4 separate regions of the Homo sapiens genome follow, and all the other regions are linked to region 1. A link is a loop called in an ENCODE intact Hi-C map of the cell type or tissue named here. Cell type or tissue: PC-3. All regions are shown on one strand. Links, peaks and the distances in the headings refer to the core of each region. The heading gives the core; the rest is flanking DNA.

What was found. Hi-C counts contacts between places; a loop is a spot of excess contacts. Peaks named below come from ENCODE experiments on the same cell type or tissue, not always from the same donor. Only the 100,000 strongest peaks of a DNase experiment are listed, where the experiment ranks them.
Region 2: it touches region 1 in a loop (6-fold over the local background); 100 of 110 quality-filtered maps call a loop at or near these places.
Region 3: a loop joins it to region 1, with 8 times the contacts of the local background. A loop is called at or near these places in 12 of 110 quality-filtered maps.
Region 4: it touches region 1 in a loop (6-fold over the local background); 4 of 110 quality-filtered maps call a loop at or near these places.

The regions. Positions count from the first base shown.
Region 1 is chr12:62,791,487-62,797,667 of GRCh38, forward strand. The region is part of intron 3 of PPM1H (protein phosphatase, Mg2+/Mn2+ dependent 1H); the gene reads right to left. Among named protein-coding and RNA genes, the nearest start is that of PPM1H, 140 kb to the right of the region's middle. In PC-3, for the core only: a CTCF peak has its summit at 2,657 (motif pointing left); a DNase peak (open chromatin) is centred at 2,545; H3K27ac peaks cover 1,147 bases.
Region 2 is chr12:62,579,241-62,585,421 of GRCh38, forward strand. MON2 (MON2 regulator of endosome-to-Golgi trafficking) reads left to right here. Exons shown (of 35, transcript NM_015026.3): 32 at 1,057-1,180; 33 at 6,054-6,181. Among named protein-coding and RNA genes, the nearest start is that of MIRLET7IHG, 20 kb to the right of the region's middle. In PC-3, for the core only: CTCF peaks have their summits at 2,732 (motif pointing right) and 2,931; a DNase peak (open chromatin) is centred at 2,731.
Region 3 is chr12:62,636,670-62,642,850 of GRCh38, forward strand. No RefSeq gene overlaps it. Among named protein-coding and RNA genes, the nearest start is that of MIRLET7I, 36 kb to the left of the region's middle. RefSeq lists a silencer at 5,876-6,076. In PC-3, for the core only: no CTCF peak of the experiment used is centred there; no DNase peak of the experiment used is centred there; H3K27ac peaks cover 1,867 bases.
Region 4 is chr12:62,657,393-62,663,573 of GRCh38, forward strand. The region is part of intron 9 of PPM1H (protein phosphatase, Mg2+/Mn2+ dependent 1H); the gene reads right to left. It also overlaps the pseudogene RPL32P26. Among named protein-coding and RNA genes, the nearest start is that of MIRLET7I, 57 kb to the left of the region's middle. RefSeq lists enhancers at 1,530-2,055, 1,557-1,851, 2,056-2,582. In PC-3, for the core only: no CTCF peak of the experiment used is centred there; a DNase peak (open chromatin) is centred at 3,579; H3K27ac peaks cover 1,573 bases.

The DNA of each region.
Region 1 (6,181 bases), core at 672-5,671:
TTACTGAATTATATAAGTTGATAAAGAGTCTGCATCCAATACATCAAAAGGAACTGCTCAGCTACAGAGACTATTTTTTCACTGTCAGAATCAATATTTGCTTGAATACCTAAAAGGCTGAAAGACAATATTTATTAAAAATTATTTGAAAACGCCGGGCGTGGTGGCTCATGCCTGTAATCCCAGCCCTTTGGGAGGCTCAGGCAGGTGGATCACCTGAGGTCAGGATTTTGAGACCAGCCTGATCAACATGATGAAACCCTGTCTCTACTAAAAATACAAAAAAAGTTAGCTGGGTATGGTGGTGTGCACCTATAGTCCAAGCTACTTGGGAGGCTGAGATAGGAGAATTGCTTGAACCCGGGAGCCGGAGGTTGCAGTGAGCCAAGATCGCACCACACCACTGCACTCTAGCCTGGGCAACAGAGCGAGACTTCATCTCAAAAAATTATCTGAACACCTACTGCTTGTATACTGTCTATAGACTAGAATGTGAATGATGTTTGTTTGATAGACTTGATCAAACCACTAGTATGATCCAAAAGGTAGAAACGTTATGGTGCAAAAAGTCCACGTAACAGGGCCGTCCACGGCAACAAATTCCTTTGGGACTCAGTTAAGCAAGTTCGGGCTACACCACAGGTAGGTACATTATTTATCATGGTTTCTATCACAAGAAATTCTGCTTAGAAAATTATGTAATGCTTAGGGGAAAAAATCAAGGTAAAGAGCTCAGCACTAAAACTTTTCTGCTTTAACTTTGGGGGAAACATTCCAGTTAGCTTACCCATTTAACCCCTTGGTATTATATTAATAGTGTGACTCAATATTTTTTTTCTAACTGATTTCATTATTTCTTTCACCTTTTTCTACGTTCAGCTACATTCCCTCTGTAGCTCCCCCTGAATAAGGAATGCTAAATTTGGCAGCACTTTCTCATAAAGAGTGAACTTAAGTACTTTTTAATCCAAGAAACTTTGCTAACATGTGCATGCGTTTGCCACTTCCCTCCCCCACATTTGTGTGGGAACATAAGTGTGCATACATGCACATGTGCACACACACACTTTAATTACAAGTGTCCTCTCTGGGATCATGGTGGGAAGGATTTGAAAGACGTGTTTCCATAGACTTCATCCCCCTGAAGGATTCACTGTCGTTAAAACACACTCTTCTATTTCTTCTAAAACCGTGTGCAACTAGAACATATTCTAAAAATAATTGCTTCCCTCCCCCTCCTCCCTAGAAGCCAAAATAGCACATTTATTTTTTCCCTACATACACCACCTACTCCTCTTTAAAAGATGTTTCACAAAATCTTAGTACTGAAAGGAACATTAAAGGACCATCTGGGTGGTTCTTTTACTATCAGAGCAAACATGATATATTAAGTCAATAAAGATACATTTACCATTGCATTATCTACCTTTTTTCTTCAAATCCTCACCTTTCAGATTAGATTAAGTTTTTAATATTCTACATAATAAATAAAAACATGGAAGTATTTTCTTAAAAACCTCAAGTTTTTGGTATTTTTACAAAAATCAATGAAACCACGGGAAAAACTGCTTACTGCTTTGTGCTAAGCAAGGACTGATTTAGAATATCTCCCTATTTTTGCTGTCAATGAACCCCGAGCCCTGTGTCTAGAATAAACTGATTAGCAAAACACATGCATATACTATCATTCAAGTATGGTCTAAAAGGATCGATTAAATGACTCTTAAGATTCAATTAACAAGATAATTGATTTATCTGCTTAATCAATAGTCCTGAAGACCTTGCAGGGCAACTTTCTAGGTAGCAGGACTGAGTTATCTTCTGTTGTGTCTGCTTAAACACAACATTTAAGCGAGGTTAATCTTTAAATCAAACAATGGATCCAGTTTTTAAGATGTGGGATTTTATTTTGCTCCTTGTTGCAAGGAGAAACGGGAGCCGAGAAAGCAAACAGAGGGCCGGGCGCGGTGGCTCACGCCTGTAATCTCAGCACTTTGGGAGGCCGAGGCAGGCAGATCACCTGAGGTCGGGCAGTGGAGACCAGCTTGACCAACACGTAGAAACCCCGTCTCTACTAAAAATACAAAATTAGCCGGGTGTGATGGCGCATGCTTGTAACCCCAGCTACTCGGGAGGTTGAGGCAGGAGAATTGCTTGAACCCGGGAGGTGGAGGTTGCGGTGAGCCCAGATCGCGCCAAGCCAAGATCGCGTCATTGCACTCCAGCCTGGGCAACAAGAGAGAAACTCCGTTTCAAAAAAAAAAAAAAAAAAAAAAGGCAAACAGAGATGTGTGTGCAATGAGACTAATTCAGCAGGAAAGAAGTGCAAGAGAAAAATATTGCCCGGGATGGTAATAATTTGGTTTGAAAGTCTCATAGATGATGCAACTCCAAGGTCATTCTTTGTTTCCTACCAATTTCAGGTTGCAAAAGGAAAGCAATATCTGGTAGCAGAAAGGAGCAAGTGTTGGGTAGTTTCAATAGGACCTGGCAGCTCCCCCTAGCTGAGTTAAAACACGGCTCTGAGCACATTGCTAATAGTGTCAGTCACAAATAATCAGATTCTGCATGGTTTTAGTATCCAAATCTGATCCCAGTTTATTCTGAGAACAAGGCCATCTGCCAGCCAGGCAATGGGGAAGAAAAGCCAGCACTCTACTGCCTACTATTGCCACCTGCCGGCTGCTGGTGGAATCACATGCTCATTCCTTCCTAGAGAAACTTCCCGTTCTAACAAAAACAAAGAGAACAAAACCAACTTAAATTTAAGACAGCTATGTGGGTTCCCAATTTACCATTAACATGCTAATTTTGGAAAACACTAATTTATTTATTATAATTAATCTATAAACACTAATTTATAGATTTCTAAACTATAAACTTTGCCCCCTTTTTGTCACAATGTCACCATGTATTTATAAGGTTTTTATCAACAAAGTCTAGCTGCTTGGTATTTCCAATCATTTACCCAGTGATGGAATTACATATAGTAGTTCCATAAGTTAAAATATTGCCATTTTCTTCCCTTCCTAAGAACCGACTCTGGTGGGGAATCTAGACCCACTCTTAAAAGGAAATAGAACTCTGAGATCCTCCCGGCTATGTCCAGAGCTCAAATCCCATAGTTAACAGGTTAAAACGGTAATCACTGCTAACTTGGTTCTGATCCCTAGGAGGGCAAAGGCTTCCTGTAACTAACCCTGCAGTGGAATCGACTTCCTCCATGAGTCTGAAATGTTGATTATTCAACCATGTTTTTGGGAGGGTGGAGAAGTAGGGAGGAGGTTTGAAATCAGGACTTAGAAGACACTTGTCTTATTTATACCTATTGTCCTGGGCCAAGCGACAATATAAATATAATAGGTGACAAAACAGAGCTAAGCCAGGCCTTGCTGGGAAGCAGAATTGAAGTCAGTCGGAAAATTCCTGAGATTTTGGTCCTTTAGGAAGCCATGGCTCACTTTTCATAGTGGACACAGGAGGGATTCGCTACATAGCCTTCACACTATGAAGGAAGATCTGAGATACAATCAGGGGGTTGTAGGGGCACACCTACCTCTGACAGTGTACACAGTAAGTATTAAAAACCAGTGGTCATAGGTCACCTTCACCACAAGCCCCAAGCTGTGCCAGGCAACCCGAGGACCAAAGATGAAAAGCACTGCTCTCAAAGAAGCTTATAGTATTTGATGAAACTGTTACCATCTCCCCTCATTGGAAGCATTTTTTTCTCTTCTGTTCGTCTGTATTTTGTGACTAGTACCTACTTTTTCCCCAGAAATAGGTACTATTTATTTTGACTTGAGTGTTTCTGAACATTTTTAACAGTGTATCCCTTTTGGAAAGGTGTCAACATTTCACTACCTCCTTTTGTTATTTAGAATATCAAAATAAATAAGATATTGCATATTTCTATATTCATATAATGTGGGACTACAAATGCCCCCAGATAAAATATATATATATATATATTTTTGAGACAGAGAGTCTTGCTCTGTCACTCAGGTTGGAGTGCAGTGGTGCGATCTCTGCTCACTGTAAGCTCCGCCTCCCGGGTTCACACCATTCTCCTGCCTCAGGCTCCCGAGTAGCTGGGACTACCGCCCACCACCACGCCCAGCTAATTTTTTTGTATTTTTAGTAGAGACGGGGTTTCACCGTGGTCTCAATCTCCTGACCTCGTGATCCACCTGCCTGGGCCTCCCAAAGTGCTGGGATTACAGGCGTGAGCCACCACGCCCAGCCTTGTTTTGTTTTTGAGACAGAGTCTCGCTCCGTTGCCCAGGCTAGGGTGCAGTGGTGTGATCTCGGCTCACTGCGACCTCTGCCTCCGGAATTCAAATGATTCTCATGCCTCAGCCTCCCAAGTAGCTGGGATTGCAGGCATGTACCACCACGCCTGGCTAAATTTTTAATAATTTTAGTAGAGACAGGGTTTCGCCATGTTGGTTAGGCTGGTCTCGAACTCCTGGCCTCAAGTGATCTGCCCACCTGGGCCTCCCAAAGTGCTGGGATTATAGGTGTGGACCAAAGTGCCTGACCATAAGATCTTATGTTTTACTTCCTCAGTGGTGTCTAAAAGAATACTGATTTTAAGATGTAAGCTCAATAAATACTAGTGACTGAGAAGAGCAGTTCTTAGTGAAAACAACACAAACTGTTTTTCCTCTGTTCTCATCCCACAACAACCAATACAGAAGACTTCTGTGACCAAATGTGTGAGAGTTTTCCCCCACATAACCAGCAAGCAATCAGTTCTGCAGAAGACACCAGCTGGGCGTCCTCCAGTTCAATTCCACACAATTATGTACTTGGAGATAGCATCAGATTTCACAGGTTGAGGGCTCAGTCCCCCAACTGACTCCCACTTCTGATGCCAGTCGCAAGCCCCAGGTTGGTTTACCTGTGCTTCTGACTGACCAGCTATAAATCTGGGTTCCCAAGACCCCCCTCTCCTAAGGTTCGATTAATTTGCTAGAGTGGCTCACAGAAATCAGGAAAAATTTACTTACATTTGCTAGTTCATTATAAAGGATATTACAAAGGATATGGATGAAGAGATGCATACGGTGTGGAGCTTCCATGCCCTCACTTGGCACGTGACCCTCCAGGGACCTCCACATGTTCAGCTACCCAGAAGCTCACTGAGCCCTATTCTCTTGGGCCTTTATGGAGACCTCATTACATAGGCACGAGTGTTTAAATCATCAGCTGTTGGTGATCAACTCACCCTTCAGCCCTTCTCCCCTCTCATGAGGTTGAGGATGCGTGCACCCGTGTGCGCGCACACACACACACAAATTATTGGGGCAAATCTAAATTAGGCTATTCTTTCATTTTATTCACATTAATACACCTGACATCTACATTATCAACGGCAGTTTACTGTGTGATTCTACTTAGTTGCACAGCCCTCTAATCCTGCCTTGGTCTTTTTGATGAACAGACCCCATCCAGAAGCTACCCAGGGGCTGCCAGCCACCAGTCATCTCATTAGGATACAAAAAGATACTTATCACTTTGAAGATTTCAAGGATTTTAGGAGTTGTATGTCAGGACATGGAGTTGAAGACAGAATATCATAATATCACAGCATTCCATTGAGGGACAAGACAAACAGATGGAGACAGACAAGCAGGTAGACAGAAACAAAGAGAGTCCAAAGAATTCTGATTCCACATTGTTGAGCTCTTATAAATAAAGCAAAAACTCCCAGTGAAGGAGAAGCTCTGCTTTTAAGGATATTGTGACACTCAGAATCTCCAGAGGGACAGCTGCATAAATGTCATCAGTGAGGCAAATTAGAGGCTTAGGTGCAAGGCTTGGGGAACTTTACTTTTAGGGATTAAAAGTGGAAGAGAAGGCAAGAGAGCCACAAAGCTGAAATGCCTATATGACAACTCTTACTTAATATTGAATTTCCTATTATAGAAAATCAATGGCACAAAACCCGCAATACCTAAAGGACATCTAGAAACAGGAAAATTAGAGAGTGGGTGGCTACTGCGGTGAAAAAAAAAGTTTAGGAATGATCTGGAAAATTCAAAGCTGTCCTGCTATAGACAGCTGTGTGAACTGTCCTCGGGTTGCCTGGCACACCGTGGCGCTTGTGGGCATTTCAAAAAACCAAAGGTTTACACGGTAAGACAATGACTCTCAAAAACCTAATATTGAGAGGGGG
Region 2 (6,181 bases), core at 589-5,588, 210 kb before region 1:
CTCTGAAAAAAAAAAGTAAAAAAAATAAGTAAAAAAGTAAGAAATATGTTTTGAGGATTATAAATGGAATTTAAATAAGCAGTTCTTGTGGTTGTGGATTTTTTTGTTGATGGTAGGGTTTTGGTGGTTTTTTTCCTTTAAGTGGGATAGAGGAACTTTTAAGTAAATAAAATCAATTACATTACTTTAAAATATACATTTGGCCGGGCGCGGTGGCTCACACCTGTAATCTCAGCACTTTGGGAGGTGGAGGCAGGCAGACCATGAGGTCAGGAGATTGAGACCATCCTGGTTAACATGGTGAAACCCCGTCTCTACTAAAAAAAAAAAAAAAAATTAGCTGGGCGTGGTGGTGGGCCCCTGTAGTCCCAGCTACTTGGGAGGCTGAGGCAGGGGAATGGCGTGAGCCTGGGAGGCGGAGCTTGCAGTGAGCCGAGATCACGCCACTGCACTGCAGCCTGGGTGACAGAGCAAGACTCCATTTCAAAATAAATAAATAAATAAAATATACATTTAAAATGCATAGGCATTATCATATGGAAACAAAATATTGCCTTTCGTGCCATTACTGTATTAAAGCTCTTGTGGACTTTAAAGGGCAAAATAACATACTACATGTTAGAGATAAACTATTTGACAAAAATGAATATAACTTTAATTTCTCTTACAGCTGATAGTTTTTGGTTATAAAAAGTGATTTAAATGTTATTCTTAATCCTATTTTGAATATTTTAATTCTAACATGGGTAAATTTCATATGCTATTTTTCTCTAGAGCCCTATTTGCAGTTATCATGCTGAAGATCAACATTTGTCCAAATGGTTGGCATAGTAAACAGTTATGGTACTGACTATTTTGTATTAAAGTTACTAGGACAGATGAGAGAAACAGATTAGTAGTCATTCTGTATGTTAACATTAAAATGTTTGTGTACTTCTTTAAAGGAGAGTTCTTTAACTGATTTTCATTTAAAGTAAAATTTAAATTTTACTCTAGAAATTATTTTAGTCTCTTTCAAAGAAAACAATACATTTGCATTTGCCTCTTTTGTTTTAGGTAGTTCAACTTATCAGCAATGAGATACTACCTTATGCCAATTTTATTCCTAAGGAATTTGTTGGTCAAATAATGACAATGCTTAACAAGGGCTCAATACATTCTCAGTCATCTTCATTTACAGGTATGTTAATTTTTTTAAGTATTAAAAAGTATTGAAGTACTTTTGAAGAAACTGTCAGTAGAAATGTTTAATCCTATGATTTTGGTAATGTAAACTGGAGAATGGTAAGGTGATTTTTAGGATTGTAATATAGAACTAAGCTTTATGAGGAGAAATGTTATGACATGACTATTCTGTGGAATAGAATGTTTTTATTCCATGTTTCTATTCTGTGAAATACTGTGTTTCTGATCATATATCAGAAACACTGAACTAAATTTTTTAAATATCATAACTGCAAACTGTGAAGAATTAAATTGCAAAGCACTTTATGGAATCCATGGATGTCACTGCAGGCTGACAGAAGTTACCAGTTTTGTGAAGTCATAGATTGGAAAGGAATATAAAAATATGAATGTATATTCTGCCACTTAGCAGTCAATTAACTTTTGAGTCTCAGTTTTGTAATCTTTAAAATGGAGATATTAATACCATCTTCTCAGGACTATAAATTACAGAGTTCATTTAAAAAAATAAGATGCCTCAACATTTTTTAAGGGAATTAACATTTACTCAGTGCCAACTATGTACAAGATACTATGCTAGAATGTTATATTATTTCTCACAACATTTCTGTGAGGATAGGTAAGACCATATTACAGGAAAGAAAATTGATTTAGAAAGGTTGAAAAAATTGCTCACAATCTTAGGGCTAGAGGCCAAATTCATGCTTAAAAAGAACTACATGCTTCTTTTCATTATATCATGCTGCCTTAATTGGGAACTGATATATAAATTACTGTTTGTTATTAATTCTCTTTTTGTAAACCTGAGCTCAAGTCTTAAACTGTGGCATCAGCCAGGTGCAGTGATTCATGCCCATAATCCTAGTGTTCTGGGATCGCTAGGTGGGATCCCAAGGTGGGAGGATCGCTTGAGGCCAGTAGTTTGAGACCAGCCTGGGCAGCACAGTGAGACTGCCTCTGTCTCTACAAAAGATTTTAAAATTAGCTGGGCATGGTGACACATGCCTGTAGTCCTAGATACTCGGGTGGCTGAAGTGGGATGGCTTGAGCCCAGGAGGCCGAGGTGACGGAGTTATGATTGTACCACTGCATTTTAGAGTGCACTCTGGGCAACAGAGCAAGACTCTTGTCTCATATATATGTATATATGATTTAAAAACTACATTTTGGGAGGCCGAGACGGGCAGATCACTTAAGGTCAGGAGTTCAAGACCAGCCTGGCCAACACGGTGAAACCCTGTCTCCACTAAAAATAATTAGCCAGGTGTGATGGCATTTGTCTGTTATCCCAGCTACACAGGAGGCTGAGGCAGGAAAATTGCTTGATTCGGGAAGCGGAGGTTGCAGTGAGCCAGGATCACACTACTGCACTCCAGCCTGGGCGACAGAGCGAGACTGTCTCAAAAACAAAAAAGAAAAAAGAAACTGTAAATTTGTGCCATGCAGATCCTTAATCCTCAGAATTTACTAGAGCCTTAACTAGCTTCTCCTATTTTGTGCTGAGCATTTTAAAGAGCATTTATGTGTACAGTTTGACCACTAGATGTCTCTCATACTGCTCACTTCACATACTAGTTCTTTTTTCTAGCCCAAACAGTTTTTAAAACTGGCCTGGTAAAGTGTGGGTTTAGCAAACATGAGAATCTCGGGGAAAATTTTAAACCCCGCTTATCTTAATGTAGCCAACTTTTTATTATTAAGAGTATGTGAAAATATTTAACTTTTAATAAAATACACATTAAGAACAATATTCACAATTAGGTATAAATGTCCAAAGTTAAATAAGGGCTATTGAGTTACCAAGTATACTTTTACTGGCAGTTTTCTGATAATATATCTTGCTATGTATAGTATTAAATTTACCAAGACAAGAAAGGTGCATGGACATTCTTTCAGTGACTTTGCCATATGACACATGTCTTCTCAGCACTAACTTGGAGTTTTCCAACACCTGGGAAGCTTCACGTGAGAGTCCTTCACCACCACAACAATGCTCCTGCTCATTCCTCTCATCAGACAAGGGCAATTTTGTAAGAGTTTCAGTGGGAAATCATTAGGCATCCACTTTACAGTTGTAATTTGGCTCTTTTTGTTTTCTTTTTGTTTCGGATCTTAAAATACCATTGAAGGACAGCCTTTTTCTTCAGTCAATAATGTAAAAAAGACAGCATTGACATGGTTAAATTCCCAGGACCTCAGTTTTTTACAGATAAACTAAATGGCTGGTATCATCGCTTACAAAAGTGTCTTGAACTTGATTGAGCTTATGTTGAAAAATAAAGTTTGTAGTTTTCATTAAAAAAAAAAAACTTAGAGTTTTCCTTAAACATATACATACAAAACTTTTATTTGCTAAACAAGGCCAACCTGTAAACACAGAGGTTCCAGTGATGATTGGCCTTTTGCTTTTAAGTATGATCTGATAGTCAGAGCTCACAGACATTTGAGGAAATTCTCTAACACCAAAGAGAAAGACCAAAACAAATGAAGAGAGAGTAAAAGAAATTGGAAGGAAACAGATAAAATGCAGAGTCACTGAAAACATAAAACCAGTTAGGATGATCAAAGAGATAAAAGAACAATTTAAAAAATGCTACATAAAAGGAGCAGTAGAAAAAGAAAGAAGGCTGGGCACGGTGGCTCAGGCCTGTATTCCCAGCATTTGGGAGGCCGAGGCAGGAGGATCACTTGAGCCCAGGAGTTTGAGACAAGCCTGGGCAACATGGCAAAACCCCATCTCTACAAAAAATACAAATGTTAGCTGGGTGAGGTAGTTTATGACTGTAGTCCCAGTTACTTGGGAGGCTGAGGTGGGAGGATCACCTGAGCCCAGGAGAACAAGGCTGCAATGAGCTGTGATCACACCACTGCACTCCAGCCTAGGTGACAGACTAGAGACTCTGTCTCAAAAACAAAAAAAACAAGACGAGAAAGAACTCATAGAAACTAAAGATGTAGAGTTCAGTGAAAGGTAGAAAGGAGAAGTAAAATGAATCCAGGGAGCCTAACATCTGACAAAGAAAGAACAAAGAAAATCTAGGAGAAGGAATTATCAAAGAAATAAACTGAAGAACTGAAGAACAAAACTTCCAGATTAAAAATAGTCAGTATCAAAAACAGTGAAAGAAAAAAGACCCAAATCAGGCATGTCATTATGAAATATCAGAATACCTGGGATAAAGAGAAGACCCTAAAAGATTTCAGAAAGAAAGAAAAAAAGTTCAGTATAAAAGACATTGGAGGCCAGGCACAGTGGCTCATGCCTGTAATCCCAGCACTATGGGAGGCTGAGATGGGTGGATCACTTGAAGTCAAGAGTTCGAGACTGTCCTGGCCAACACAGTGAAACCCTGTCTCTACTAAAAAAAAAAAAAAAATACAAAAATTAGCCAGGTGTGGTGGTGCGTGCCTGTAATCCCAGCTACTCGGGAGTCTGAGGTGGGAGGATCATTTGAACCTGGGAGGTGGAGGTTGCAGTAAGCTGAGATCATGCCACTGCACTCCAGCCTGGGTGACAGAGTGAAGACCCTGTCTCAAAAAAAAAAAAAACAAAAAAAAAAAACAGACAGTGGAATTCTCAGACGCAGTATTGGATGCTAAAAGACATTGAAGCAGTGGTTTTAGAGTTGTAAATGGAAAGGACTTTTAACATGGAAGCTCCATGTTAAAACTCATACTGTTGGCCAAGTATGAGTGTAAAACAGTAATTCTCCAATTTCAGCATGCATCCTAATCAACCAGAGGACAAGCAATTGCTGAGTTGTACCCCCTGAATTTCTGATTCAGTAAGACTGGGAGGCATGTGAATTTACATTTCTAACAAGTTCTCTGGTAATGCTGATGCTGCAGGGTACATTTTTGAGTACCATAATATATGACATTTTCGGAGGTACATGCGCTCAAAAGTTTTACTTCTCATTGATTGTTTCTTAGGAAGCTACTTCAAAATATGCTCTGTAAAAGCAAAGTAGTAAACCAAGGAAAAATAAGGCATGAGGCTGGGTGCCATGGCTCACGCCTGTAATCTCAGCACTTTGGGAAGCCAAGGCTGGCGGATCACGAGGTCAGGAAATCGAGACCATCCTGGCTAACACAGTGAAACACTGTCTCTACTAAAAATACAAAAAATTAGCTGGGTGTGGTGGCACGTGCCTGTAGTCCCAGCTATTCAGGAGGCTGAGGCAGGAGAATTGCTTGAACCCAGGAGGCAGAGGTTGCGGTGAGCCAAGATTACACCACTGCACTCCTGCCTGGGCAACAAGATGAGACTCTGTCTCAACAAAAAAAAAAAAAAAAAAAAAAAGGAGATCTTGGAAGTGGGATCTAACTTGAGAGAATGGAAACAATTTCCAGAGTGATGGCAAAGACTAGTTTCAGGATATAACAGAACAGCGTGTCTAGAGAGCAACTGCCGGACTGGAGCAGAGGTCACGTTCCAGGAAAGAAGTTGCTAGGAGAGGGAAAAAGAGAGAAAAAGAGAATACTGCAAGTTTGACCACATGAAAAACTATTGTGAAGTATATTTTACAGTGCTGTTTTATGGTATAGAAAGACCAAATCAAGAAATATGTTGAATAGAAGTGATGAGGATCTTGCCTTGTTTTTGATCTTGTGAGGGGGAATTTGTTTCTCTCTACATGCACACACACACACACACACACACACACACACACACACACACACACAAAACAAAAAAAAACAAAAAAAAAACACATTTTCACTATATGTATGCTATTAGCTATAGGTTGTTCTAGGTGCCTTTCACCAGATTGAGGAATTTCTCTCTATTCCTAGTTTGCTAAGCATTGTTATCATTAAAGCTCATTGATTTAACTTCTATTAACCATCAAAATTTGTTAATTTTACAGAAGCAGAGATTGATATTCGTTTGAGAGAGGAATTTTCTAAAATGTGTTTTGAAACATTACTCCAGTTTTCCTTCAGTAATAAAGTCACAACACCTCAAGAAGGCTACATCTCACGAATGGCACTCTCA
Region 3 (6,181 bases), core at 781-5,780, 150 kb before region 1:
GAGGCAGAATAGGTTTGCAGCCCTAGCAGACCTGTTTACAAGAAATGCTTTTTTTTTTTTTTTTTTTTTTTTGGAGACAGGGTCTCACTCTGCTGCCCAGGCTGGAGCACAGTGGTGTGATCATGGGTCACTGCAGCCTCAGACTCTTGGGTTCAGTGATCCTCCTACTTCACCCTTTCACGCAGCCAGGACTACAGGTGCACACCCGGTTTATTTGTAAACTTTTTTTTTTTTTTGAGACAGAGTCTCGTTCTATCACACAGGCTGAAGTGCAGGCATGATCTCTGCTCACTGCAACCTCCGTCTCCCCGGCTCAAGCGATCCTTCTGCCTCAGCCTCCCAAGTAGCTGGGACTACAGGTACATGACGCCACATCCGGCTAATTTTTGTATTTTTTTGTGGAGATGGGGATTTGATATGTTGTCCAGGCTGGTCTCAAACTTCTGAGCTCAAGTGATCCACCCATCTTGGCCTCCCAAAGTGCTGGGATTACAGGCATGAGCCACCACACTGGCTAAGTTTTTTGTAGACATGGGGTTTCACTATGTTGTCCAGGTTGGTCTTGAACTCCTGGCCTCAAGTGATCCTCCCACCTTGGCCTCCCAAAGTGCTGGGATTACAGGCATGAGCCATATACCTGGCCTACAAGAAATACTAAGGGGAGTCCTTCAGGCTAAAATGAAGGGACACTAGGGAATAACTTGAATCCACATGAAGAAATAAAGGATGCTGGTAAAGGTAAATACACAGAAACCATAAAAGGCAGTAGAAATGTATTTTGTTTCTAATTCTTTTCTTCTCCCATATAATTTAAAAGACAACTACATAAAACAATAATTACTAAACTGTTGACAGGCTTATACTGTAGAGAGTTGTAATTTGTATGACAAATAGCACAGAAGAGAAGGAAGGAAATGGAAGTATATATTGCAGCTAAGTTTTTGTTTACTATTGAAATTAAGTTTGTATTAATCCAAACTATATTGTTTTAAGATGTTATTGTAATCTTCAGGACAACCATTAAGAAAATAACTCTGTTAGGAGAGCAGTGGGGTCCTCAGTATGGTTCCTTTAGGCAGCTCTGCTGACCCCACCCTTTCCTGAACTGCCCTTCTGTCCCAGAGGAGTCACGCTGACCCCACCCACCTTGCTGCTGGGCTTTGGACCCCAGTCTTGAAAAGGCCCGGCCGTGCTGGCTCTGCCCCTCAAAGGGGCTGTGAGCAAGGTAGGAGGGAGCTGGTCTCCTTTCTTGGGCCCCACCTAGGACCCGAGCACCACCTACCCCTGTGAGGGCCCCAGGCCTTAAGTCCCTGGTTGGGGGCGGGGGGGGGGGGTGCTATGGGTTTGTGACTCCAGCAGAGCAGAGGAACAGGGCACTGGAAGTGAGCTCAGCATGTGATTCAGTGATGGACCAGGTTTGGAAGGGCCAGTATACTTGTCATTGTTGTCGTTGGTTTGTTGTTGTATGTTCCAGGATATCAGTATTTTAACAGGTTCTAAGTGCCTTTCTATTGTAACTTATGTTTTCCCTCCTCTTGGCTCCATTGCTGTTAGCATAGTTTAAAAAAAAGAAATAAGCTAATGACTATAACAATATATTCCTCCATGGGAGAGGAAGTTTATAAAGAAACAGTAAAAGTGAGTTGCAAAAAATAAAAAATAAAGAAACAACAGGAAATTAAAATGGTATACTGGAAATTATTTCTCACAAAATAAGGCAGTAATGGAAAAATAAAGGAGTAAAAAGACAGACACATAGAAAACAAATAGCAAAATGGCAGATGTAATTCCTATTTAATCGTTAATCAGGTTAAGTTTCTATGGACTGAGAATTCCAATCAAAAGGTAGAGATTGGCATAATGAATTAAAAAAAAAGACTCAACTATATTTCTCTATAAAATACACTTTAGATTCAAAAATGCATACAGGCTGAATGTGAAAGGATGGGAAAAGATGTACTATGCAAAAAGTAACCAAATAAGGGCAGGAGTGGCTGTACAAATATGTAACAAAATAGACTTTAAGACAAAAATTGCTGGCAGAGACAAGGGATACTTTACAATTAAAAAAGGCCAATCCATCAGGAAAACAATTATAAACACAGATGCACCTAACAACAGAGCCCCCACCCTAAAATACATGAAGCAAGGACAGACAGAATGGAAGAAACAGCCAACTCAACAGTAATAGTTGGAGACTTTCATACCCTACTTTCAATAATTGATAGAAAAATTAGGTAGAAGATCAATAAGAAAATAGAAGACTTGGACAGTATGATGAACTAACTAGGTCTAACAGACATCTACAGAACAGCCAACAACAGCAGAATACACATTCTTCTCATGTGCACATGGCACCTTCTCCAGGATAGATCGTATGTTAAGCCACAAAACAAACCAATATGTTAAAAGGATTGAAATCATACAAAGTATGTTCTCAGATCACAATAGAATGAAATTATTTCCTCATCTGCAAAAAATGATAACATCTACCTGAGCGGGCGATACAAGAATTAAAACCAAGTAGCCAGCATGGGGCATAATAAACTTTTTTATTATGAGATACTTTGTTAATTGTAAGAACAGATTGCATGTATGCTTTCCTTTGCCTCATGACTAGAGTGTGGCAAATGATGGGTTAACTTCCTCCTTTTAAATTAGAAAAAAATATTAACCATTTTCAATTTGTGGCAGATTATAAAATTGATAGTGTTATAGTTTTGAGAAAATACAGTATCACAACCCCGATGCATCTTACCACCAATATGACTAGAAGCTGAATGTAGGACTACCTTAGAATACAAACTGGCAAATTTATAAATTGCCCTGTGTTTATAAAACAAGATAAATGATTATGGATCTACCTGAATTTTCCTTAGCAATAGGCCATGAGTGTTCATTCATATGTTTGACTCTCTTCATTTCACACCAGAGAGGCAAGATCAGGCCACATTCTTTTTTTTTTTTTTTTTTTTTTTTTTTGAGACGGAGTCTCGCTCTTCCGCCCAGGCTGGCGTGCAGTGGCGCTATCTCGGCTCACTGCAAGCTCCGCCTCCCGGGTCCACGCCATTCTCCTGCCTCAGCCTCCAGGGTAGCTGGGACTACAGGCGCCCGCCACCACGCCCGGCTAATTTTTTCTATTTTTAGTAGAGACGGGGTTTCACCGTGTTAGCCAGGATGGTCTGGATCTCCTGACCTCGTGATCCGCCCGCCTCGGCCTCGCAAAGTGCTGGGATTACAGGCGTGAGCCACCGTGCCCGGCCAGGCCACATTCTTACGAGTTAATTCTTCTAGTCAAGGAATAAAGCTTGACCTTATACTGTCTTAAAACAGATCTTAGTTCAGATTATCTATGGCTGCTTTTGTGCAACAATAGCTGGTTTGAGTAGCTGTGACAGAGTCCAAATGGCTCATAAAGCCTAAAATATTTACAATTGGGATCTTTACAGAAAAAGTTTGCAGAACCATAACCTAAGAACTAAATAAATAATCCTTGGGTGGCGCTGGCAGATGATATTCCAGGAAAGACACTGAAAAAAACATGCAGTCATCCTTTTATTTCCAAGTTTGCATAACTTTCTTCAATATGGCCAATCTTGTTTCATCTGTAAACCCATCCCCTCCCTTCCCTTTATTACTTTGAAGCAAATCCAAGACATACATTGGTAATATTTTATCTACAAATATCGGAGTCTATTTGCATTGTATTTTAAGGCATATAATACTTATGATAGCATTTATCTTTTTTGCAAATATGAGAACAACCACACTGTTAATTTTCCTTCAAATTCTACGGTGCAATTGGTAGATTGGCCAAATGTTCTCTGACTTGTATTTAAAAATGATAAGAATGAGCTGGGTGCGGTGGCTTACACCTACAATCCCAGCACTTTGGGAGGCTGAGGTGGAAGCCCAGGAGTTTGAGGCCAGCCTGGGCAACATAGCATGACCCTGTCTCTACAGGCATGGTGGCACATGCGTGTAGTCCCAGCTACTTAGGAAGCTGAGGCAGGAGGATCACTTGAGTCTAGGGATTTGTGGTTGCAGTGAGCCATGTTCGCACCACTGTACTCTAGCCTGGGCAAAAGATCAAGACCCTGTCTCAAGAAAAAAAAAAAAAAATCCCAAAATGAGAAATTTAATTTTTTCACCTAAGACAGTAATAGTGGAAACTTCACAGTTCTCCAGAAATTTCTCCCAACTTTTTTTTTCACTGACCAAACTCAGTAGGGAGGTAAATATCTAATTCAGAACTGCTGAGACCACTATTTTCAGGTTTTACAGTTATTTAGTTTAAATCAAAGATGTTTGGTTACTAAGCCTACACTTCCTGTAGTGTTTGAAGGGTGTGAGGTGACTCAGCTTGGGACATTTTGCTGCTGTAACTTCACATTTCTCTCACTTTCATGTCAACCATTCCTATACCCCCATCCACAGTTCTGAATGAGCTCACCTACTTTTACTTTATAGTGATTAAATTTGCAAATACCAAATTTTAAAAAGAGGATTAAAGAAAAAGCTCAGATTTGTATGGCCCTTTCAGGGAAGGGCTGTCCTTTAGGTCTGCATTCAGACCTTCCAAAGCCCTGTCCGTGGCCCCACTTGCACCAACAAACTGATCCGACCCAGTCCCCAGAAGACAACCGAGGTGCACACTGCCCCCACCTTGTGCTCAGTCATACTTGGAATGTGTCGCAGGCAGCCTAATTGAAATCAGTAAAGCAAAAAGGGTTAGCTAGCTGGAGGATCTTGTCAGAAGTGAAAGACAAGAGACTGAAAATGTAGGGAATATACTGAGTGAGCAGCAGTGTTTTCAGGGTTCTAATGATAGAGAACACAATTAAAAAGGCAGACTAATTGCTAGGAAAGGTAATTCATTCTTTGGCTTGTCATTTAAAGGAAACAACTGGGATGGCAATAAGTGTGAAGTATTTTGTAGATAGGGATTTTTTTTTGAGACAGGATCTCGCTCTCTCACCCAGATTGGAGTGCAATGATGCGATCGTGGCTCATTGAAGGCTTGATCTTTCGGGTTCAAATGATCCTTCCACCTCAGTCTCCTGAGTTGTGGGGACTATAGTTGTGCACCACCACATTTGGCTAAGTTTTGTATTTTTTTTTGTAGGGACTGGGTTTCATCATGTTGCCCAGGCTGGTCTTAAACTCCTGAGCTCACGTGATCTGCCCACTTTAGCCTCACAGAGATTGGGATTACAGGCATGAGCCACCATGTCCAGCTGAGATTTTTAAATGAGAATTTTTAAATATACACACACAATTTGAAAATGGTCTTATTTTCCCTAACACTGTGAAGTTCTTTAGAATCAAAGAGCCATTTGACTGTACCAAAGGTCATAAGTAGTACAACATAGGATGGTCTTATCATAAATTTGTGGTTAAATTAGCGACCTTTGTTTTCCCCTTCTAGGCTCATAGCCTCCAAATGGCCATCACTTTCTTGGCTTAGTAAGGCTCATTACCAGCTGCAAGCAGCAGCAAAAGCATACACGTGAATGTAGGGATTATGAGTTCGTCCCTGCATTACTGCTAAAAAACTGATTCTCCCATTTCAGTCACCCTACCACATTGCATATGGAAGATTATTTCCCACGTCAGAAGTATATTTTCTCAATGCCATTTTCTCTTTAAAAAATTTACATTTTTAACCATTTTACTCCCAAACCCCGAGAGCCAGGTTCTCTATACCTTATTATTTGTTCATGGATCTGTGGGCCAGGAATTTGAGCAGGGCTAAGTGGGGATGATTCTCTGCTCTATAATGTTTGTGGCCTCAAGCGGAATGACCCAAATAGCTGAGAGCTGGCTAGGCCTCTCTCTCCTTATGTTATCACCTGGAGGGACTCATTTGGGGCCTCACTCCCAATGTCTGGGCACTGTGGTTCTCTCCCACGTGGCCTCTACTCACTCACTAATCTAGTCTGACATTTACAGGGTGACTGGCTTCCAAGAGTGAAAAAGCAGGTGCTAGGAGACCTCCAGAGATCTCAGCTCAGAAGTCTCAGAATGTCACTTCTGCATTTTATTAAAGCAAGTCACAAGCCAGACCAGACTCAAGGGGTGGGGAAACAAACTCCACCTCTTGATGGGAAAAGGAACACTTGCATACAGACATAGGAAGCATTGTTGGCAGCCATTTTGGGAGACAACTGCCACACCTTTC
Region 4 (6,181 bases), core at 497-5,496, 130 kb before region 1:
ACACAGCTCTGCCACATAAACACCCTAAACAGGATGGGACGGTGGTTGGCTGTGTGCTGTTAGAGGCTGCCACAGCCAGGACCTCAGGCTGATTTCTGAATTCCCACAGATCTGAGTGTGCTAAACATTGCAAAAGAGAGAAAACTGCAGATTTTTATCTAGTCTTCAGACACCAGATCAAACACTCATGAATTTGTTCTTAAAACCAGTAATTGGTATGGTGAAAAGTGGAGGAAACCCTTCCTTTTTGCATTTAAGGCATAGTTTTTGAAAACCTTATGGCATGCAAGAAATTAGTTCAGCTAACTCATGGAAAGGTTTCATAAAAAGAACCTTTGTATTTTGCAAAAATAAATTTCATATTAGGGTAATGCAAACTAGCATTTAATACTTGAATTAACGCCTGTTGTCAGTGTTGGTGTTTTACTATTAACCTTTCACTGATTAATCTCTTCCTTCCAAGGCACACAGCTATCTGAGCCAAGGAGAGCATGGATGTGAAGACTGACAAGTGTGGACATCAGGAAGGCTTCTCTCATTAGAGACATACTCTGTAGGGTTTATGGTATACTGGTTCTTACAGATTTAATACTGCATAAATACTGCATAAAAAGCCCCTCAAGGGTCATGGCAGGGAGACAGAGGGTCATTAAATCCAGGTTACAAAAAAAAAAAAAAAAAAAATGAGGTGGGGCCAGGCATGATGGCTCACACCTGCAATCCCAGCACTTTGGGAGGCCAAGGCAGAGGCAGGAGGATTGCTTGAGACCAGCCTGGGTAACACGGTGAATTTTTTTTTTTTTTTTTTTTTTTTTTTTTTAAGTAAAAAAGAAGTTTCCACAGACAGTTTTGGGGAAATGAAGCTCTAGAGCAAAGCCTGCACAGTTTTGCCTGGGCACTGGGAATGTGAATCCATGTGCATTTCCAAGTTTGGTTAGCTATTCCCTGGCCCTAGTTCCTCTTGGCTTTGCCCACTCCCTTCCCCTTCAGTAATAGTAACAATTTATTCCTTTCTGACAAAATGGTAAGCGTCTTCTTCTCTGAGTGTTTACATATTTGCCTCCGTTTTGAATATTCTTCCCAGGAGACCCCCCCACTGAACCTCCAGCCTTACAGAGGGGACAGTCAGTTGCAGATATTTTGCATCAGAAAACCCTTTCCAGGTTTGAGTGCCTTCTCCAAATCATGTAGGATCTTTAGGGCTTAAAAGAGAACCTTACTGGAATTATAAGGAACCAGAGGACTGTGCAGCCCAACCTCCATTACCTGCAGCAACCCCACTCCAGGATGTTAGCGCAATGCATTTCCTAGGAACAGTTCATTTCGTGACCCCACAAGAGTAAAAGAACTGCCAGCTTCCCTACAATTCAGGGCAAACTGTGATAGAAAAGAAAGAAAGAAAGAGGGGCCATCTCCTCCTTGGCATCAGGGCCAACTTCAGACTCCTTGTGGAGCCCAAGATTGTCAAAAAAAGAACCAAGAAGTTCATCCAGCACCAGTCTGACCAATATGTCAAAATTAAGCGTAACTGGCAGAAACCCAGAGGTACTGACAACAGGGCTCATAGAAGGTTCAAAGGCTAGATCTTGATGCCCAACATTGGTTATGGGAGCAACAGAAAAACAGCACATGCTGCCCAGTGGCTTCCGGAAGTTCCTGATCCACAGCGTCAAGGAGCCGGAAGTGCTGCTGCCATGCAACAAATCTTACTGTGCTGAGATCATTCACAATGTTTCCTCCAAGAACTGCAAAGCCGTTGTGGAAAGAGCTGCCCAGCTGGCCATCAGAGTCACCAACCCCAATGCCAGGCTGTGCAGCGAAGAAAATGGGTAGACAGCTCATGTGCACATTGTGTTCTAAAAAACCGTAAAAACTGCAAAAAAAAAAAAAAAAAAAAAAGAGAAAAACTTACTGCACTCATATTCTGGCTCATCCATAAAGCCGCCTTTTAATTTTCTGGTTCCTTTGTTGAGACAGTTCAAAAGAGCAAAAGGACTTAAGATACACCAGGGTCAGAAAGATCATACAGCTCATTTTTACTCCCATCTCTGCCTGAGAGGATGGTGTGAGGGTCAGAACACATCTTTATGCTAATCACCTCTTCCCTCACAGCACATTCTGGAGGGGGAGATGCTATTTTAAATTCCTTGCTGGGAAGGATGTCAACAGAGGAAGACAATGCTGGCAATTTGTTTAGAATGGCTGTCACTAGGAGGTAAAAGAAAAACAAAAAGAAAAGGAACCTACAGGCAACATAAACAAAAGCCCAACAATCAAACGACAAAAGCCCCTAGTCTTGCCTGTCTCAGGCCTCATTCCCTGCCTCTTTTTGTCCTGCTTCCTTTCTAGACAAAACTGGGAGATCCTGGTAAGACTCAAAGTAAAACAGGCCCACTCAAAACCTCAGATGCAGAAGCACCTTACCCTTCTCACCGGCTTTGTTCCATTCCCCTTCCCTCAGGCTTCCCACCCTGGGGAGAACTTTTCCCTTCTCATTTTGTGTCCAACAATAGGCTGACCTCCTTTGGTCAGTTCCCTCAGGCTTGAACCCAGCAACTCTCCACTGAAAATTAAACAGGCAAACGTGTAGTCCCAGGCTACATATGGAGAAATAGGAACTCTCTGGCCAAGGAAGGGCTAATAGAGCCTCTGGAATTATAGTGGGCCTTTCCTCATCACAGAAATTATGACTTGGCAACTTCTACTCATATTTCCATTTGGCATGACAAGATTAGAACAGCTCCCAGCTGGGAGGGCACTGGCTCTTGGGACTGAGCTCTCTTTGTCCATGAGCCTCCCAAGGAGACATCCTAAACTGGTGTGTGAGTGTGGTGCCCTCCTACCAAATTACACACAGGTATGTACAAAGATGGCAAACACATGAAAGAGAACACTGTTTCACATATTCCTAAATTATGAGTTTGACAACAGAAATAGAAAAAACAACCCTAAAATTTGTATGAAACTACAAAAGACCCAGAACAGCCATAGCAAACCTGAACAGAAAGAACAAAGCTGGAGACATCACACTTCCTGACTTTAAAATATACTACAAAGCTATATTAACCCAAATAGCATGGTACTGGCATAAAAACAGACACATAGACCAATGGGACAGAATAGAGAACCTGGAAGTAAATCCATGCATTTACAGCCAACTCATGTTCAACAAAGGTGCCAAGAACATACATTGGGGAAAGGACAGTCTCTTCAATAAATGGTGCTGGGAAAATTGGATATCCACATGCAGAAAAAGGAAACCAGAGCCCTGTCTCTCACCATATACAAAAATCAAATAATAAAAACAAATTAAAGACTTAAATATAAGACCTGAAACTACGAAACTACTAGAAGAAAACACTGGAGAAATGCTTTAGGACATTGGTCTGAGCAAAGGTTTCTTGGCTAAGACCTAAATTGTCAGTCTGAAACAAATTAAGTTTCTCTGATGTCCCAATATTGTGTAATTACTTAAAGGAACACACAGGGGTAGGAAAACAATCCTCATCTTGTTTCTCACCATCAGATTTTGCAGAATGCTTCCTGGTTGTGAATCATAATGAACAAATTACATAAATTCCATATCGTTACCACAGACTTCCTTTAACACAAATAATTTTCACGTTCATGATCTCATGAGATCATGGGCCCCTGCTGACCCCTCACACCTCATCTGTTGACATTCTGCTCCCCACCTCCAAGACCAGTCAGCCACACTGACTGTTGGGTCCCAGAATGTGCCATGTTTTTTCTCCCCAACTCCCCTGACCCTTGCCTCGCTCCTGTTTATTCTTCAGGTTTAAGTGTAGACATCCTTTGCTTTAGGTTAATGCTGCTGTAATCCCTCCAGACTGTAAACTCAAAGAGGGCAGAGCTGAGGTGTGTGTTCTTCACGAGTATCTAGCAGGCCTTGGCTCACAAAATAATAGGTCCTTAGTGGTATTTCCCAAATGAACAAATCAGAATGGGAGTTATTTGTTAAGAAGAAAACCTTGACTCTTCAGTTCCTTTTCTTTTTTATTTTTTGAGACAGGGTCTCGCTCTGTTGCCCAGGCTGGAGTGCAGTGGCACCATCTCGGCTCACTGCAACCTCGACTTGCCAGCTTCAAGAGATTCTCGTGCCTCAGCCTCCCGAATAGCTGGGATTACAGGTGCCACCATGCCCAGCTAATTTTTGTATTTTTAGTATAGACGGGGTTTCGCCATATTGGCCAGGCTGGTCTTGAACTCTTGGCCTCAAGGGATCCGCCTGCCTTGGCTTCCCAAAATGCTGGGATTACAGGTGTGGGCCACTGCACCTAGGCCAGTTCTGTCTGTTAAAACACTTTTTTTTTCCTTATTTTTAGAGAGGAAGTCTTGCTGTGTTGTCCAGGCTGGTCTTGAACTCAAGCTTAAGCCATCTTCCTGCTTCAGCCTATGGAGTCGCTCAGATTATAGGCACATGCCACTGCACCTGTCTTTACAACCATAATTGTCTAATCTGCAGACTGATAGTCTATTTCTTGCTGATAAACTGTGTTCCCCTTGCAATTTTCCCTTTCATTCATTCATCCATCTGATATAGGATTCTTTCTATTGCTTTGGTTTGCCATCTTCCCCGAAAGGCATACAGAAAACATTTTTTCTTTCCCATCCTGTTTGTTCCAAAGAGATCCTTGTGAACCCTGCCTCCGTAGGCAGCAGTTCTCGTGGACCCCAGGAGCCTGCTCTGACCTGGCATGTGCACGCTGCCCACAGGTTACCACTCCTTGGCATACAGATTTATCACTCTGGAGGAAGGCTGGTAAGCAAGACCAAGCCAGCTTAGACACAGAAAAAAAGTGCTGAGTGCCTTTTAATGCATAACTGGCAGGTGGCTTTGCAAAGCTTTATAAAAATAATCATAGTAGAGAAAAATCAACATGAGAATGTTGCTAACAAGTGGGATACATAACATGAAACTTGAAAGGCGAAAAACACATTCAAATTCAAATAAAAGAATATTTAATTATAGTGCCATCAATTCCTCCACACCTGAGCTGAATTATATCAGACAATTCGAGGAGGAGACAGATGGTCTACCTTCACGTTTCCTGAATTTCTGTTGTGAAATATGTGAGACATAACAACACACACATCTATTAGTGCTTATTATCTATTAGGCACTTCACCTAATAATATATATGCATGAGGTTAATACTGTTGGAATCTCCATTTTACATATGAACAATCAGAGAAGAGTTAAGAAATTTTCCCAAGATCCTAAATCTAGAAGGGGAAGAGCCAAAATTCAACTCGGGAAGTAATTATAGATTACAGGCTCTTAACCACGAGACTACCCTGCCTCTCATATACCATTTATAGTTTAAAAATAACACAAACAACAATGTACCTGCCATCTACTTGAAGGAACAGAATATTATCAGTAAATATCTTAGAAACCCAACAGGCCTCAAGCATATATTCCCCTTGGTATCTGCCTCTTCTCCTCTCAAAGTAACCATTATCTTGAATTTTGGGCCAATTTTCTTGGTTTTTGTTATAGTTTTAATGTCTATATCCCTAAACAATATATTGGTAGTTTTCACTTCATGTACATAGAATTCTAATGTATGTATTCCTCTATGGCTTATTAAACTCAACATTATGTTTTTGAGATTCTTCCCTGTTAATGAGCACAGCTTTGGCTCATTTTGGGGGTGGGGGAGGTGCTATAAAGTATCCCAATATTTGTTTACCCGTCCCACCACTGGACACGCAAGTTACTTCCAGTTTCTGTAATAAAAACAATTCTGTGAATATCTTCTTGCATGAACGACGATGCAAGAGTTCTTCTAGGAGAGTCGGTTCTTGAATTTTAGCAGCATCAGAATCACCTGCATGGTTTGTTAAAACACAAATGGTTGGTCCTACCATTGGAGTTTTTATTTCAGGTGGGGCCTGAAAATCTGCAATTCTCTTTTAAAAAAAAAAATTTATAAAATATATATGTAAAGGTAGAGACAGGGTCTCACTATGTTGCCCAGGCTGGTCTTGAACTCCCAGGTTCAGGTGATCCTCCTGCTTCAGCCTCCCAAAGGGTTAGGATTATAGGCATGACCCACCATGCCAGCCAAAATTTGCATTTCTAACAAGTTCCCAGGTGCTGCTGATGCCATGTAGCTCAAAGGACCGTGCTTTTCAGAACCACCACTCCAGGGTA